Regions from separate parts of the Homo sapiens genome. Here region 1 is linked to region 2. Evidence: chromatin contacts called from ENCODE Hi-C data. All regions are on one chromosome and are shown on one strand. The core of a region is the stretch at or near the end of the contact, and the rest is flanking DNA. Distances in the headings are between cores, read along the strand shown.

Region 1 (4,414 bases), core at 440-2,939, 1.0 Mb before region 2:
TGGATGCTCCAAAGTGCATACAGTTTGAGATTTCTTTCTTTCCTTCTTGAAGTTCAGTTCTGCTTATGTTAAAACATGCCAATACAAACATTAGGAATACAACCATACCCTATGCAATAACCTACTTAGCCACTGACCGACACCTCCACAAATGACCCAACCATAGGACAGTCCTACCTTATTCCAGAGCTTTTATTCCACAAATGAGGACACTGATATCGAGACAGGTGGATCTCCTCCTTCTGAAGGACAGCTGCTAACGGTAGTCAGATGCAACCCAGCTCTGCTGGTGCCAGGGATTGGGGTGGTTTTCTGATGGCAGAGGCAGTCCCTCAGGAGGTGACAAAGCTCCTTTCCTTTCTCTTAGCAAGTGTGGGTGGCTGGCAGCTGAAGCAGGCCTTGGGCAAGGTCCTTCAGTCTGGTTTACTCATCTCAAACTCAGCCAGAGTTGAAGCCCAGCCAGGTCCTTGGAGGCCTCTAGATTTCCTCGTAGATTTTGTAATAGAAGATGTCCTAACAGAAACACAGGACTGAATAAATGTAGATACCTTAGAAAGTCATTTATTTAAAAAAAATAGCTGGGCATGGTGTCATACACCTGTAGTCCCAGCTGCTCAGGAGGCTGAGGCTGGAGGATTGCTTGAGCCCAGGAGTTTGAGGTTGCAGTGAGCTGTGATTGCACCACTGCACTCCAGCCTGGGTGACAGAGGGAGAATTTGTCTCCAGAAAAAGAAAAAAAAAAAAAAAAGAAAGAAAGTCATTTGTAGTATATTTTCTTTGGGAAAATACATTGAGTTCAAAAAGAATTTTCCAAGCTCAACCAATGTATCAATAAATTGGAGACTACTTACAACTCACTTCATTCCACTGAACCAGTATGGATTTCATATTTATATATGCAAAGTAGTACAATAGTTATTTGGTGGATGCAAAAAGAATGGTCCCATGCTCAAGACATCCGCAATAATCCTGGAGAGATGATACAAAGATATATTAAAAACTTAATAATCATATAAGGTAATGTCTGATGACATGCTCGGATGAGTGGAAGAGAAAATGGGCCACTGAAGAATGGAGGTAGTCAGACGTGGTTGAACGCTGCGGCTCCTAAGTCAAATGACCTGCGTGAAACCGCAGCTGCTCCACTTCCTAGTCGTATGGCAAGTTTCTTAAAAGTTCTCTAAGGCGCTGAGAACAGCTCTGGGCATTTTTGGTGCCCCAAAAATGTTAGCCATTATTATTACCTCTCAGTCTGTGCTTGAACCACCACTTCAAGAATGGGCAGGGTGTGAGTAGAGAGGCGGGAGTGGGTTTTGGAGCAGGGTGACAGAATCATAATGAATTGTCCTCGCGAAAAGCTCCACGAACTACTTTTCTAACTTTGTTGGCAGCTACCAAGTGTGGGCGGCAGGCGGCCATCCTCTTGGCCGCCTGAGATCCCAGCGCCTGTCCCCAGGGGGCGCTGCCACCCAGCTGCCGCCGCCCGGCCCAGCGCGCGTCCCCGCCGCCCACCCGCGCGTGCGCGCCGCCCAGGTGAAGAGGCGGCGGCCAGGGCCGCGGCTGGGGCGGGCTCCTCAGTGGGCCGGGAGGGGCGGAGCCGGGAGGCCCGGGCGGGGCGGAGCCGGGACGAGCCCCAGGCTGGAGGCGGGACCAGCCGCTGCCGTCTCCGTCTCGGTGTCCCGGCCCCTACAGCGCCCGGCAGCCGCGGCGGGAGGAGCGGAAACTGTCGGGTGCGTCCCGTTCGGAGCCGCGCCGGCCGAGAAGGCGCCGAGGAGCAGCGAGGCGGCCTCTGTCCGGCCCGGACCCGCCGAGCGGCGTGCGCGCCCCCTCCCCGTAGCCTCGCGGCGCGGCCTCGCCCCGGCCCCTCCCGAGCTCATCGCGGGCCCACGGAGCGGCCCCGGAGGCCCGAGCGCGCCCACCTGAGCCCCCGCGCTGGCGCCATGGCGGAGCAGGAGAGCCTGGAATTCGGCAAGGCAGACTTCGTGCTGATGGACACCGTCTCCATGCCCGAGTTCATGGCCAACCTCAGGCTCAGGTGAGGGCGGAGCGGCCGCGCGCAGGGGCGCGAGGCTGCGCTTTCCCGAGAGGGGGCGCCTCGGGGCGCGGCCGGATCCGGGGTGTCGGGAGCGCCCAAGCTCCAGGGATGGAGGCGCGGCCGGGCTGCGGTGTCCGGGGGTCTGCCAAGCTCCGCGGCTGCGCTTTCCCGAGAGCGGACGCCCCTGGGGTGCGGCCGCTTTGGGGTGCGGGGGGCGTGTCGAGCTCAAGGGCCGCGCTTCCCTGAGAGGGGAGCCCTGGGCGCTGTCCGGGGTTTAGGTGCAGAGGGTGTGCCGCGCGGGAGGGCGCGCTTCCCCGCGCCAGGTGAGGGATGTGGGCGGGCCGGTGACCTCATGGAAACTGAAGGGAAATAACTTGAACGAGAGTTGCGGTGGCCCCGAAGGCCCTAGGAGGACTGGAGGATTATTTTGGAGAGAGGCTGGCGTCTCATCCCGGCTTTACACTTGCTTCTTTTCTTTCTTTCTTCGCCCTTCTTTTTTTTTTCCTCCTGGCGTAGTTCCATCCTGTCATTCAGGATGCTATGGAGTGATCCCTGAGCTGTCTGTTCCGGGACACTGGCTATTTTTTTAGTTACTCTCTAAACGTAATTAGACACGTTTCCAGACATCGAAGAGACTGCTGTACTTGCCAGTGCCAAGATAAACTGTCTGAATTTGACAAGACGTTCATGGTTTTGGTTTTTTTCAAGGAGTTAGTGGATGGAGCTCTTGTGTTATTAACATCCTTGAGAACGTAGTCACAACTCAACGCCCCAAAATGGGCTTCCAAGATGTGGATTTGTTTTAGAAAGCCCTTTACATGCGATTATTTCACCCTTGATAGAGTAATATGTAAACAGTTTTAAAGTAGTTTGACTTAAACATTAAAGTAAGTGGAATTTCAAAATAGCTGAGTTTTGGTGTGCGTGTGTATGTTTCCCTGCAAGCTTTGGCTGCATTTCTTCTAAGGTTTATAGCTAAACATCATTCCTTAAGCTTATAAAGTGAAAGTCATAATCTAGGCTTGGGTGCTTAACCCTAATTTCATTATTAACTACCCCTGTCAATCCAGTTGACAGGGGTCAATCAGGTTGATTACATACCAGCATAATGATAGGATGTTACATTTCTGATCAAGGTTTGGATGTACAACTTTTATAGAAATCACCCCAAATATTAATCAAAATGATATACCTCTACATCAGCTATAACCAATACCCATTATCATAGTGATTAAGAGTCAGACTGTTGAGATTCAAATTCTAGTTCCACTGCATTCTTGCTGTGATCTTTGAGCAAGTTACTTAACCTCTCTGTGCCTCAGTCTTCCCGTCTGTAGGATTGGGGTTGTCCTGAGGGTTAAATGAATTATTAATAATATGTGTATACATACTTCAAAGATTAGTGCCTGGCAAATCCATATTAGTAAAACTGTTTTAAGTTTTCCCAAGTGCACATAAAATAGATAAAGGGGTAAGTTACATAGCAATTTCATAGATTAAGGTTGTTTTAAATTAAGAGATTCTACTCCTCTCCCCCACAGGAAATAAGTTGTGTGCTTTGAGAAATGCCTTTATAATTTTGTCACTCTCAGTTATAATCATTTCAGTTTTTCAGACATTGGTACATTTATTATGTACATACTGTATACAAGACCATGTAGTAACAGTTGAATATGAAGCCTTTCATTTTAACCTCCATCTTTCACCTCCAGCAAATACATGGGCTTAGCCAGAGCTTTTGCAGAATTTTCAGAATTTGAAATTGAAGGCATAGAGTCTAACAGGGCTACATTAGTTTGTAGGACTACTCCTCTGTAATAGAATTAAAACTCTTGTGGTTTTTAAAAAGTAAATTGAGGGAAGGCACTTAGAATTTCTGCTTTTTTTTTTAAAGCATTAAGTCTCTTAAGTGTGAAGTTTGAATCTCAAAATAGATTACTAAGGTGAGCCTAACAACTCCTATGTGTACAGAAGAGAATGCTGCAATTTATTTATATTTATATTTATATTTTTTAGAGATGGGCCCTTAGAGTTGCTATGTTGAGCAGACTGTTCTTGAATTCCTGGCCTCAAGCAATCCTCCCATCTTGGCCTCCCAAAGCACTAGGATTATAGGTGTGAGCCACCATGCCCGGCCGAATGCTGCAATTTAATTCTACTGTGTGCAAGGTACTCTAGGAGATAAGCTAGGAGTATCCAAAGAACTACAAGATGTGCTGCTTACCTCTCGAAGAGGTGACATCTCAATGAAGACCTGGAGAAAGGTGGAATTTTCTATTGATTTAAAGAATAGTTCAAGAAAACAACATCAGGAGGCTGAGACAGAAGGATTGCTTGAGCCCAGGAGTTCAAAGCTGCCGTGAGCTATGATCACACCAC
Region 2 (4,541 bases), core at 571-3,070:
GTGTGATGTCTGTTTTTAAAATGCTTTGGAAGCTCTTCCTGGTGCTGAGAACAACTCTTTTTCCCCAAGCAGTTAATTTTGCCAACACTATTTGGGCAGTTATGTTTCTCTCTGCTGATTTGTGATGTTACCTTTATTATATATTAAATTTCTATGAGTATTAGAGTCTACTTTAGAACATTTTTATTTTAAGCTTTTGTACTGTTTTCTTTTTCTTTCTGGTTTTTTTTTTTTTTAGACCAAGTCTCACTCTGTCGCCCAGGCTGGAGTGCTGTGGGGCAATCTCTGCTCACTGCACCCTCCACCTCCCGGGCTCAAGTGATTCTCCTGCCTCAGCCTCCCGAGTAGCTGGGATTATGGGTGTGTGCCACCACGCCTGGCTAATTTTTGTATTTTTAGTAGAGATGGGGTTTCACCATGTTGGCCAGGATAGCCTTGAACTGACCTCAAGTGATCTGCCTGCCTCGGCCTCCCAAAGTGCTGGAATTACAGGAGTGAGCCACCGCGGCCAGCCCCTGTTTTCTTGTCATTTGTTTTAAAATAAGAAAAAAATTCCTCTTTTTCCTGTCCCTTAAGTCCTGGGATGTTTAACATTCTTAATCTTATTTGGCACTTTAATTTTACGAAAGAGATATGTAGATTAGGGAGCAAAGAGGATAGTGGTAGTCTCCTTAACACAAGGCTATAAGGGTGGTCACCTGGGGTCATCACATCCCTGTATCTGATTCTCAATATTGCAGGTTATGAAAACACATCTAGCTAGTACACCTAGAGTTGCACTGTTAGAAACAGTAGCTCCAAGGCACATGTAGCAATTTAAATTTATTAGAATTATTCAATTTATTCACATTGGCCACATTTCAAGTGCTCAGTAGGTATATGGTTACTATATTGGACAGTACAGATAGTAGAACTTTCATTTCCACTTCCACCATTAAAGAACGTTCTATTGGACATTGCTGACCTAGAGGCAGTTAGCCTTGGGGATACTGACTCCTGTGTAGGAACATCTACATATAGAACAAAAATAATATCGAATATTGTGTGTCAGTTTTATGCTAAATTTTTTCAAATGCCTTTTGTGTTGTACAAACAACACAGTCTTTGAGGGGGATGAAGGAAGAGGGTCTCATGTCCTGATGTTGACGTGATTAGCACACCTTGAGCTGGTTTGTTATTAGAGGTTAGGCACTGTGGGGAAGGCAGGGAAGGCTGTCTTTCCAGTTGGGCTGTTCCCAGCTCAGGCCCTGCCTATCCCCAGAAGCCACCTTTCGAGGCAAAATGGGAAATAATTAGGTTGTCGGTATCAGGCGTTGAGCATGGAAATACAGGAATCCCGAATGTTCAGGATTATTATGAGTAAGCGTCGTGGCCTGTATTCTGTGTCCACTGCATATTGCAGTTTGTGTCTTAATCATCTATCTTGGTTTCTAATGGATTAACTTCAAAGACGATCATTAGCTCAAGGTGGAGGTCACTGGGTTGCTCATGTGTCTTACCCACGCGGGGTTTTGAAGCTGGAGCACACCCCGAGTGGCCGAGTAGGGTACGCTTGGCGTTTCACACGCAGCTAGTCGTGCAGCCTTAGGATATGCACCGAGAGGAGTTTCCAAAATCCGTCTCCGAGATTGTTTCAGATTTCGCGCTGGGAGGGAGGGGCGGGCTCCGCGAGGCCGCGCGCCCCGCCCCCTGCGCCGCCCCGCCCCCGCTTGCTCGTGACACCCCCGCGCCCCGCCCTCTTGGCCGGTACCCACCCCCTCCCCAGGCTGATTGGCGCTTCTGCGGCGGATCCTCGGGCGGGCAGCCGGGCCGGCGCGTCACGTGGCCCACGGCGTCCAGGGCGACCAGCCGCGGGCCGCAGGGCATGGACCTTCAGGCCGCCGGGGCCCAGGCGCAGGGGGCCGCGGAGCCGTCTCGGGGCCCGCCGCTGCCTAGCGCGCGGGGGGCGCCCCCCAGCCCGGAGGTGAGCGCCGCGTGGGGGCCAGGAGCAACAGCCAGCCGCAGCCTGGGGCGGGAAGTCGCGGGGCCGGGCTGGGCGGGGGCCGCGGGGCCGGGGAAGCGCCTCTGGCCGGCCTCGGGCCGCCCCGCGACACGGAGCGCTGTTTGGGCTCGCGCTCGAGCTGAAAACGGCCAGGCCGCGGGGCCGCGGGGCTGCGGGGCGGGGAAAGCCGAGGGCGTGGGTGGGCGCTCTGGGTCAGCAGAGACGGCTGTCCGCCCGCTGGGCGCCGCTGCGGATTTGGTAAATGGGAGGTGACGCTGGTGACCGAGAGCCGGGGCCCGCTGCCAGGAGCCTGGGCGAGGGCCAGGTGAGGGCGGCGAGGAGAGGGACTTGACTTTACAGACCTGTGGACCTCTGTCCGTTGGTGGGGATGCCAGCTAACCCTGAGCCCCAGATGTCACATGCGCGCTCCCCCTTCTCCTTACTGAAACCAGAAAGGCCCTGTTTGACGCAGGGTTTCCAGAAACTTGTTTTCATGTAAGCTAGACAGCTCCTGGTTTTCCCGAGAACGTTACAGACCGTTATTACAGTTCTTACCTGTCCTTGTTTACAGTCTGTACCGGCTAGGTGCTGAGCGGCTTGAAGGTAGGAACCCTCTGTTAGGGCTGTTTGCACAGCCTAGCATAGTGCCTGGCACAGGAGATAGACATACCGACTGGATGAATGATGCCTCAAAGATGGTACTTAGCCAAAGTAAGATATGAAAAATGCAGCGACACTTACAAAGAAAATTACTTTGGAGTGCAGAATAGAATGGGACTAATTTTGTCAGGGCATAGCAGGAAAGGATCAAGGTGAGAGGCTGGTGGTGTCTGCAGAGGCGTGGAGATGAGAAAGTGCAGGGCACATGGCCTGGAGTTGGGTCTCAGAGCATGCAGAGAACTATGCTCAACAGGTTGATGGGAGTGGGAGAAGAGGGGACGTGCGAATGCCATGGCTAATTTTGTGCTCTCTCAGTGGAGGGCTGTTGAAGGTTTTGAGCAGAGTAGTGATTAATTCTGTAAGGCTGGGCCAGATGGCTGGATGGGAAGGTGGTTAGGAGGCCGTGGCAGTGGTTTAGGTGAGAGGTCTGACTTCTCCTTGGGCGGCAGTGACCAGAGGTTGTCACTAACTACAGGGAGTGGAACTGAATTATTAAACCCAGACATGACTAGATAATGAATGCTGATTGGAGCAGGTGCCGAGTACAGTTTAGATGTAGCAGAAAAGATGAATTTAAATTCAAGAAATGTTACATTCTTGCCACATGCCAGGTGTTTTCATAAATGGTGTCTAATCATAAGTCCCCTGCAGGGTCAGAACAGTCACCCCTAATTTCTGGAGAAGAAAACTCAGGCACAGTAATTGAAGTGATGTGTTCAAGGTCACACTCTGAATGGATGGCAGAGCTGGGATCAAAATCAGGTCTTTTATGCAGGCAGGGAACATTTCGTGATTCATTAGAAAGAGGTCTTGGAGGTCATAGGGTTTCAGGAACTTCTGAGTGATGGGAGCAGAGAAGCATTTGGTTGGCTGTGCGGGAAGATTTTCAGTTAGATTAGAAATACTGCCTTCAGTGCTCAGCATTGCAGAGGAATTATAAAGCTTCCCCCACCTCAGTGTGTTGGTGAGGAAACAGAGAATTTGATAGAGTTGTTTACTAGCTATAAAGTTGTTAAGTAACTGAAAAGGTAAAACGTGTACCTGGGGGTGGCAACCGCAGGGAACAGCTACCAACCTATGGCTGAAGGAACAAAGAGATGAAGTTGATTAAAATTTAAAAGCTTAGGGAAAAGGCTCTGCAGAGCTGAAATTCCAACCTTTAAGGAGAAGGCACTGCCCCAGCTGATGGTAGGGGGTCTCTGAGCTTGGAGGAGAGTCCTGAGACCCAGACCTCTAAAGAGAAGGTGCAGTGATAAGACTGGCTCTGCAAGAGTTCGCAGAACTGTATACTGGATTCTGTGGCCACTATAGGAAGGCATTCCTGCTGCCACGGTGAAGTGTCATGAGGTGATGCCTACATGAATAGGAAGGAACAAGGCCCATCTCCCTCCAGCCTTGCTCAGTTTAACAGGGCAAAGTAGAAATGTGGGTGGCAGAGTCCCAGCCCTGCATCACCAAGGGGAGTATGGAAGAGTGGGTGGGGTTGAGATGCAATAGCTGAATACTGGGCATACCCCAGATACCCAAGTCCTTGGTAATCATTTCTTCTTCCTGCAGGCTGGCTTTGCTACAGCTGACCACTCCAGTCAGGAGAGAGAGACTGAGAAGGCTATGGATCGACTAGGCAAGTAGATGGCAGAGACGGAAGTTGGGGAGACCAAGGATGTGAGGAGAGGAATAGTCCCTCTGTCTCATTTACCTTCTCTTTTAGCCAGTCCTCTCTGCTGCTTAGTGGCCTTCTCTGCCCAGTTGAACAGTAACCTCCTTTGGAAGCCTTGCTTGGAGCTTCCTTAAGGGAAGTCCTGAACTTTTCTTATGTTCAAATCCATCCTTCTACCGAGAGAAACAGCTTGAAACGGTGAAAATAGTACAGCAGTCTCACCTTATTCCTAGGGGATAC

The links. Hi-C counts contacts between places; a loop is a spot of excess contacts on that map. Pooled maps may share reads with other maps.
Region 1: a loop to region 2 is called in a map of CD4-positive, alpha-beta T cell, with 8 times the contacts of the local background. The contact joins the promoter of MYO1D here to the promoter of COPRS in region 2. A Hi-C loop is called at or near these places in 1 of 168 maps with a recorded cell type or tissue (CD4-positive, alpha-beta T cell), 1 of 37 single-sample maps with no recorded cell type and 6 of 50 pooled maps.

What each region holds. Positions count from the first base shown.
Region 1 is chr17:32,874,399-32,878,812 of GRCh38, reverse strand. MYO1D (myosin ID) reads left to right here and starts at 1,689. Exons shown (of 22, transcript NM_015194.3): 1 at 1,689-2,035. The coding sequence starts at 1,941. It overlaps MYO1D-DT (MYO1D divergent transcript), which reads right to left and starts at 1,958. Exons shown (of 4, transcript NR_184086.1): 1 at 1,920-1,958; 2 at 852-969; 3 at 178-513. RefSeq lists silencers at 1,970-2,157, 1,364-2,353.
Region 2 is chr17:31,856,523-31,861,063 of GRCh38, reverse strand. It overlaps COPRS (coordinator of PRMT5 and differentiation stimulator), which reads left to right and starts at 1,820. Exons shown (of 4, transcript NM_018405.4): 1 at 1,820-1,963; 2 at 4,199-4,265. The coding sequence starts at 1,865. UTP6 (UTP6 small subunit processome component) reads left to right here. Exons shown (of 19, transcript NM_018428.3): 19 at 1-160. RefSeq lists a silencer at 1,670-2,099 and an enhancer at 2,159-2,833.